2 separate regions of the Mus musculus genome follow, and region 1 is linked to region 2. The links are chromatin loops, found by intact Hi-C in ENCODE. Cell type or tissue: gastrocnemius. All regions are shown on one strand.

Region 1 (4,000 bases), 170 kb before region 2:
AAAAAAGCCACAATTTTTCTGTCTCTTAGAACTTGATTATCTCAATTGATATGACTGAGTATAAACAGATTGTTAGTTAATCCATAATAAATGGTGCATTAAAGATATTATCACTCTTTAGATTGAATATCTATTCTGGGCGCACTGTACAAGAATCTAATCAAAGGCAGCACTGGTGACTCTTCCAGTTAAACTGTGCCCAGTATTGACATTTCCGCCATGTACTTGGTTAAAACTTAATTGTCCGTGAAAGGAAAGGAAACTAAAAGTCAACCCGTTACTGGAATTCAGGAGGAGTGAGATGTTTTGATGCCAGATGCCTACATTAAGCTTTTTGCATTTTATTATGTTTTTCTATTTTGCATAATATATCTCATTTGATTCTTGAGATTTATTTATTTATTTTCAGGAAATTATAGCATAATTCCATGGCAAAGCAAAGACAACCTCATGTCTGTCTGAGAAAAGGTTCAGGAAACCCTGTCTGTAGCTCCAAATATTCTGAGAATTGTATATACCTGATACCGGGCAAAGAGTACCTCACAAGGCTATATTTGAAAATTACACATTTCTAGTCATTCCATAAGCCAACATATTTCTGAATCACTTCTCAGATTGGTGACCTAATTTTTAAAACAATTATCATAGGGTTTCAAACCAGATTTAAGACTTTGAAGGGAAAGAAACTGAAAGGCTACATTTTATGTCAGTGTATGAATGTCTAACTCAAGACATAAGGAAGCCTTCATCAGAAGAGTGACGCTTGACAAGGACCTATATACTGTATTTACTGTTGGGGAAAATGGAAAGATTATATTAGTTTCAGAATAATTTTGTTCCTTTTTTTCTTTTTATTGATTTTCTAAATTATGACTGTTGATTCAAATTTTTAATTTGTGTAACATAAAACTATCGTAGTGCCTACATTTTTCACCAACTGAAAATATCAAATGAGTTCAATAGAATTTTTCAGATCACTTGTAAGAAAGGAATTTGACTACAGTGCCTTTTCTGGCTGAAATCAGATTGTGCTTGTCTGTGGATCAAAGGACTTTGCTGCATCAAACCTGTCTCTGGAAACACTGGAATAATTGGTAATAATAAAAAAGCTTGTTTGTGTGAACTTTGAAAACAAACTGAAACTTCAAATTGAGATAACGCTCTTACAAATTACAGCACTAAATGCAGATGTTAGTGAACAATGCATGCAAATGTGTATGTGTATACTTGGTGTATATTACTGTATATGTATGTATATTATATATGATATATACATAAACTGCATTGTATGCTATAGCCTTTAAACTACAAAGACACATGCACAACTACATTTACACTGATATGTAAGTATGCCTACATATGCATATTACAATGTATATTAAATATTTTACATAGTATGTGTATTAATGTGTTAGTTTGGATTACTATTACTAGACTATAATGAATACATATAGAGATATAATACTATATTAATAGCTGTTATTTTACTATATTCACTCTTTCAAGGTACACTATACTATATACTTACAGATATTGATAATGTATGAGCGTATGTATGTTTATGATGGATACATTTGTCTGTGCACACGGAGACCAGAATTCCATGTTGGGTGACATTGTCTCTCCCTTATACTTTGAGGCAAAGTCCTTAACAGACCCTATCTTACTGTTTGACTAGTGGAAGGCAAGTCACAGTCCTTCCTGACTGAGATTACAGGCACACAGCTGACGCTTTATGTGGGTTGTCAGGAACCATATTCAGCTCATTTCCCTGCACAATAAGCATGTAATCCACTGAGCCATTTTCCCAGCCCTTATATGCCTTTAAAGTTATATTTTATCTATCTATCTATCTGTCTGTCTATCTATCTGTCTGTCTGTCTGTCTATCTATCTATCTATCTGTCTGTCTGTCTGTCTGTCTGTCTACCTATCTATCTATCATCTGCGTATTATTTATTATATAAATATTATTTGTTTATATTTTATTACATATATATATATATATATACATATATATATATATATAAACGTGTGTGTTTGTGTGTGTGTGTGTGTAATCATGTATGTAGGCACATGTGCACTGCAGAAGTTGTTTCTTCTCTTCCATGGCACGGGTCCCAGGGATGGAGCTGAAGTCAGGCATGCAGACAGATGTCTCTACCTACTGAGTCAGCTTGACAGCTTTCTAATAGAATTTTCTAAACCCAAAAGAAAATGTATCCATTTCTGATTGTGTTATTAAGAATGAAGCCAAAAAAAAATGAAGCCCATGTTTTTATTCTGATTATATTACACTAATAAGACCAACATGAAAAATGTATATCTTAATTCTATGTTTCCAAGGATCCTTTGCTTTTCAGCTGAGCCTCAGATGTTCTAAGGATGAGGCTCACATGTTTGTAATTTCAAAATCAGTTCCCTCAGAAGTTTCGTGCAACAAAAGGCCAGGAATCATTGGTTCCTTACAGAAAATGGACAGAAGGGGGCAGCGGTGTCTGCTCAACATTGGTCATAGCTGCAGTGTTCCTTTCTTCTCTGAAATGGAGGTAGGCGATTGTGTGAACTTAGCCATGTACTATTCAAAGAAGATTTTTTTTTATTACTTCCTTTCTTGTTTCTCAAACATAATTTTTACCATAGTCTGTTGTCAAAATCAAAATCACTGAATATAATTCGGAGAAGCCAATAGTTCTAAGAACAGAAAAACCAAAAATGGGTTACTTAAATTTCCATCAGCAAATAGTGGACTTTCTGATATGACTGGTTTATTTGAATACATACATTTGGCTAAATACGTGGATAAAATATAATTCAGTGTGTACATTGATATAGTATATAAACTAGATTCTATAAACCAATTTTCTACACATTATATACATATATTATTTAAAAATATGGATTAATTTGAAACACTCTGAGTAGAGCCTATCCTATCCCTGAATTATACCTTTCATAAATGTCACTAGTGAACAGATAAAGTTCAGCATACAGTGTACCCCATACAGTGTACTCCAGTGGAGTACTACCCAAGAGGAATAAGTATTGTAATGGTCACAGGCTACCAGAAAGGAGAAGGATCATTCTCCCATTTTTGGGCACCTCCTGGGACATCAGGAGGAAGTTCATTGCAAACTAGCATTGTATCCTATTTTGCCACTATCTTTCTTTGCCAAACAATAAATGAACAAACAAATAAAATGCAAACAAACAAAAATGGTCTTAATTCAAGAAATGAAGATGTTTTCAACTCTCATCATATCCAAAAATTCATCTTGGATGCATGCAAGTGGCATCTTTTATGCCTTAAAATTTCCATCTTTGAGATTTTTTTCTTTTAAATTTCCTTTGTTTTATTTCCTCAAAATATTTTTCAGTTGTTTATATACACCATTCCAAAACATAGAAAGATGCACTTTCAGAGTGCCCAAAATACTCCATAATTACATCAGTTCTGTGTACTCTTCATAAGTGTTTGGAATGTTCTGGTACTTATATAGAAAGTATAAGCAAAACAGACTCAGTGAAGCTTTCCCTGTAACCACAAAAGATATTCTGGGAAAACAATGCCTGTAAAGTGGCATGTCCCCCATAAGTCCTGTGACATTAAGAGAAACTGAGTCAGGAATATAAACCCTAGAGGTATCTATTGTCTGGTATTCCAATATAGTATTTCATTTTCATTATGAGCAGAAGGCTAAGCTTTGCCTTCACGTGGTCCATTAATGGCTCACAAACCTTTTATACAATTATTAGGCAAAGTAATTTCAAAAAAGTAAATGTAATTCTCTTAAGATTGAATTTATCCCAAGGATTTAGGACGACCTTTTGGCAGATGAAAAGTAAAATGAGTCACTACTACAGATGTCCTTACCTACTGAGTCAGAGTCACTACTACACATGTCCTTACCTACTGAGTCAGAGTCACTACTACAGATGTCCTTACCTACTGAGTCAGAGTCACTACTACAGATGTCCTTACCTACTGAGTCAGAGTCACT
Region 2 (4,000 bases):
TTTCATAGCTTTCTGTTTGAAATTTTAATTTCCAGATGCCTCATGAGGGCCCAAAGAACATATAGAAACTGAAGGCTCCCCTCACAAAATACTTCAATCACCTTCCTATTATTTTATGCCCTTAGAATGATCTTCAGCGAGTGTATTTGGAATGTAGAGTTTGCCAAATGGCAGACTTAGTTATTAATTTTACAGATATGTAATTTATCTATGAGTTGCTATCATTTATATTTAATGTAGTCAATGTTTGACTTCCAAAGGCTTTCATTTTAAAGGCAGAAATCAGCCCTTTGTTTGTTCCAATGATCTCCACAGATTTCACTTACGATGGAACTTCACTTTTTCTTTAGCCTGTGCAGAGCCTGGACATGTTTGAATGGTGAAGTGTTGCTATCCGGGGTTGTTATGGTGAATATCTTCACTTTCAAACACAGAGCATCGGGGATCTTCAATATATCTATCATAAAAATGACAGTCAATTGTAATATGTGGTAAATTCTAAAGGTATTACCAAGTATACATTTTTCTATTTTTTTAGAACATTTAGGAAAAATATCTGTTTAGGATTATTTTTACTAATTTTTTTAAACTAAACCTTTGAGACTCAAGCATGTGCTACAGTACATTTAAGTGATCCTAAAACTCTGTGAAAATAATTGCTGAGTTGGCCATTCTGCAGACTCCACATTCTAACAGATCCTGATAGAATTAAACGTCACTGTCCCTTTAGGAGTGGTACTAGAAGATTTTTAGCAGAAAAAAATGACAGTGGTAATAAGGAAAAATTCAAAGCATTCCCCAAAATTTGATGTAATTTGTTCATGTTCTGTGTTCTTTGTTTGGGCAATGACTCCTAGCTAACACTTTAAAAAAGAAAAAGACAAAGAAAAGATAGGCTAGTGAGTAAAAGAAAATTCACAGAAAACATATATATATCCAACTATAAATTCATGACTAGAACATATAAACAATGCTTACAGCTTATTAGGAATAAGTGACATAATTTTAAACAGCAGAAACATGACCAAATTGATAACATGTTAATAAAAAACAAAATGGGAAGACTAGCAAATATATAAGGAATACTTATGGGATTCTTAAGGATTCCTTAATATAAGAATTATAGAAAAAGAAATGAAGTGAGAATGAGATGAAGCTTTTTGCCGATTACAAGAGTACCACAGGGGATGAGGAGCACAGGGACTCCTCTTCTTTTGGTAAGTCAGGTGCATTGTGTGAGCCATTCTAGGGTTTCTTAGACATTAACTATGAACCCGTCACATGGCCTTGCTGCTTTATTCCTAGGCACTGAACCCAGAGAAATGGAAGCATACATTTATACTAACACTTATATCTTTAACTTTTAAAATAATCGAACCATGATCAATACATAGAAAATAATACTTTTAAGTCATTTTCCCATCAAATAGACCCGTACTTCAAAAGACTATTAAAATTTGAATATTATTTTATTTCATGAGAAGAGACCAAAATGATACACTCATCACCTATTTTCTAAAAATATTGGTAAAAGAGAAAATCATCCTAGAACAATCCTAAGGATTGGATTTATGAAGATACTATGGAACACTAAAGTATAATTTGGCACAAGTCTAATAAAAAGACAAAAAAATAAAATAATGTTAAGAAAAATAGACTAAGCCCATGGTGTTATTTCATGAAATAGTACTAAGATATTCAAACTTGTGTTTCAGAGCATTTCATAAAGACAAAGATCAAAATTAGGCAGTCATATCTGAAGTGGGTATTAGAGAGCCATGTACCATCTTTGGCCTCACTTGGGCTTGCTATCATTCAGGTTGATGGTGGTCATATGGTTTCATGCCTTCCTGGATTCTCATGCTACCACATTCATATTCTGATGAACCAGATCTCACATTGGCCATCTTCACATCTTGAAATATTTTCTAATGGGTCAAATGTTTTTATTCATGTTGCTACTGCTTACCTTTATATTTATGAACATTAGGAGCATCCACCACTGAGGTGTAAAAGAGTAAAATTGAAGACATTATTGAACACATGAAGCAATTTTGAGTAATTGACACAAAGAAAGCAAATTTGGAGGGAAACAGCTCATAGAGGATTCCATTAGATTTTCACCCCCATTTCCAGACTGCAAAGCTAATTTCCATGTTAAGATCACCACAGACCTTCAGCAAAGTTGCCTGTGGCTTGGTTCTGCTCATGAAGAGTTTACTATCTTTCCAGTATTTAAATATGCACATGTTGTTGGGAGCCGCCCCCACATTCGCCGTCACAAGATGGCGCTGACATCCTGTGTTCTAAGTGGTAAACAAATAATCTGCGCATGTGCCAAGGGTATTTTATGACTACTTGTACTCTACCTTTCCCGTGAACGTCAGCTCGGCCATGGGCTGCAGCCAATCAGGGAGTGATGCGTCCTAGGCGAAATATAACGCTCCTAAAAAAGGGGACGGGGTTTTCCGCCATTCTCTCTCGCTGGCATCTCTCTGGCTCTGCGCGCCCTGCGCTCGCTCGCTGCCTAAAGATGTAAACAATAGAGCGCGCGCGCCGGAGCTCTGGCTCCTAAAGATGTAAGAAGGGGGCTTTCGTTTTTGGGGCTGGGCGCTGGGCGCTTGCCCTCCTGGCTCCCAAAGATGTAAGCAATAAAGTTTTGCCGCAGAAGATTTTGGTTTGTTGCGTCTTTCCTGGCCGGGCGTGAGAACGCGATTAAGAACATGTTATTCACTTTGCAACAGCCAACGAAAATAGATAATTGTGTGCCTTAAATGAACTGCAGATATTTTTGCAGTTTGTGGCTGTTGAGGTAGGAAGGAACACTTTTCTTTGGCCTCTGAAAGGTTTCCTGTGCTCCAGTAGGTAGTCCCACCCCTATGAATATATGGGCAGCATTTATTAGACTTATCAGGTTATTGTTTAAAAATTAGACAAAATGTGAAGCTATATGGGAGATAGATTTGGGGGGTTCTAGGAGGAGCTAGACCCTAGGGAACAGGCATGAAAAAAAATTCTTTCTATACATGTTGATAATTTTTAAACACTAAATAAAAATATTTAATATTACTCTCTTCAATATAAATGTTGTTGCTTTGACAGTTTGGATATGATACTTTAGGTCAGATTAACAATGGAAACTATCTAACATGTACAAATGTAACAAATTTATTCCTTCCCATTTCTGCTATTCATGTTCTATATTAAGTGGTGTCATTCATAACTCAATTGACAGCTACAAAATCAGCTGCTTTAGAAACGTGAAGCCTTTGCCCAATAATTCTTCCCATATATTTCAGGAACATAAATAATTGAGGCTTAAAAGGAATGCTATCTTTGCTCTGTTTCAAAAGAACAAAGAGTGAATATCTTTTCCACTTCTTAAAAAGCCTTTTACATCATAGATCAAATCACTTACCTTTGAAGAAACCAATATTAATATTTCCTTTTCATCTTATAGTGCTTATACAGCAGTCCAGATGGTTTCCACTCATCTGCCACTTAGATATAAATTCTCGATATTCTTTAAAGATGTGACTCCAACTATTTTTGCTTTAAAAACTATACAAAGGCACACCAAATGAATGGCTTTCCCTAAATTATCTATCCAATCAGATGATGACAGTTAAAATCATTGGAAAGAGAACTGGATGTTCAATGCTTATTAGAGTAGTAGTCGTGCTCCCAGTTGAGCTTAAAAATTATGTCTCTTAGTAATACCAGAAGCTATACCCAGAAAGTCTCAGCAACATGACTGCCTAAAAGTGAGCTGAACAAGCATGACACCAAGGAACATGCCAAACTTCATAGTGAAAAGCCCAGCAGGCCTCAAAGCTATACAAAGACCTAGTAAAGCTGACACATTGAGAACTGGCTCTACTGGAAAGGACCACACCAATTGCTTGCCCAGTGCCAGTCAGTCCTGAAAACATACCTAATAATAGCACTATATAGTCTGAGCCGATTATATTTAGGAATACACACACACACACTCACCATG

The links. Peaks named below come from ENCODE experiments on the same cell type or tissue, not always from the same donor. Only the 100,000 strongest peaks of a DNase experiment are listed, where the experiment ranks them.
Region 1: it touches region 2 in a loop (2.4-fold over the local background); 3 of 42 quality-filtered maps call a loop at or near these places.

Annotation. Positions count from the first base shown.
Region 1 is chr13:4,774,557-4,778,556 of GRCm38, forward strand. No RefSeq gene overlaps it. Among named protein-coding and RNA genes, the nearest start is that of Gm40658, 51 kb to the left of the region's middle. In gastrocnemius, a CTCF peak has its summit at 2,474 (motif pointing right); a DNase peak (open chromatin) is centred at 2,486; H3K27ac peaks cover 355 bases.
Region 2 is chr13:4,940,402-4,944,401 of GRCm38, forward strand. No RefSeq gene overlaps it. Among named protein-coding and RNA genes, the nearest start is that of Gm40658, 220 kb to the left of the region's middle. In gastrocnemius, a CTCF peak has its summit at 2,259 (motif pointing right); a DNase peak (open chromatin) is centred at 2,259; H3K4me3 peaks cover 792 bases; H3K27ac peaks cover 1,023 bases.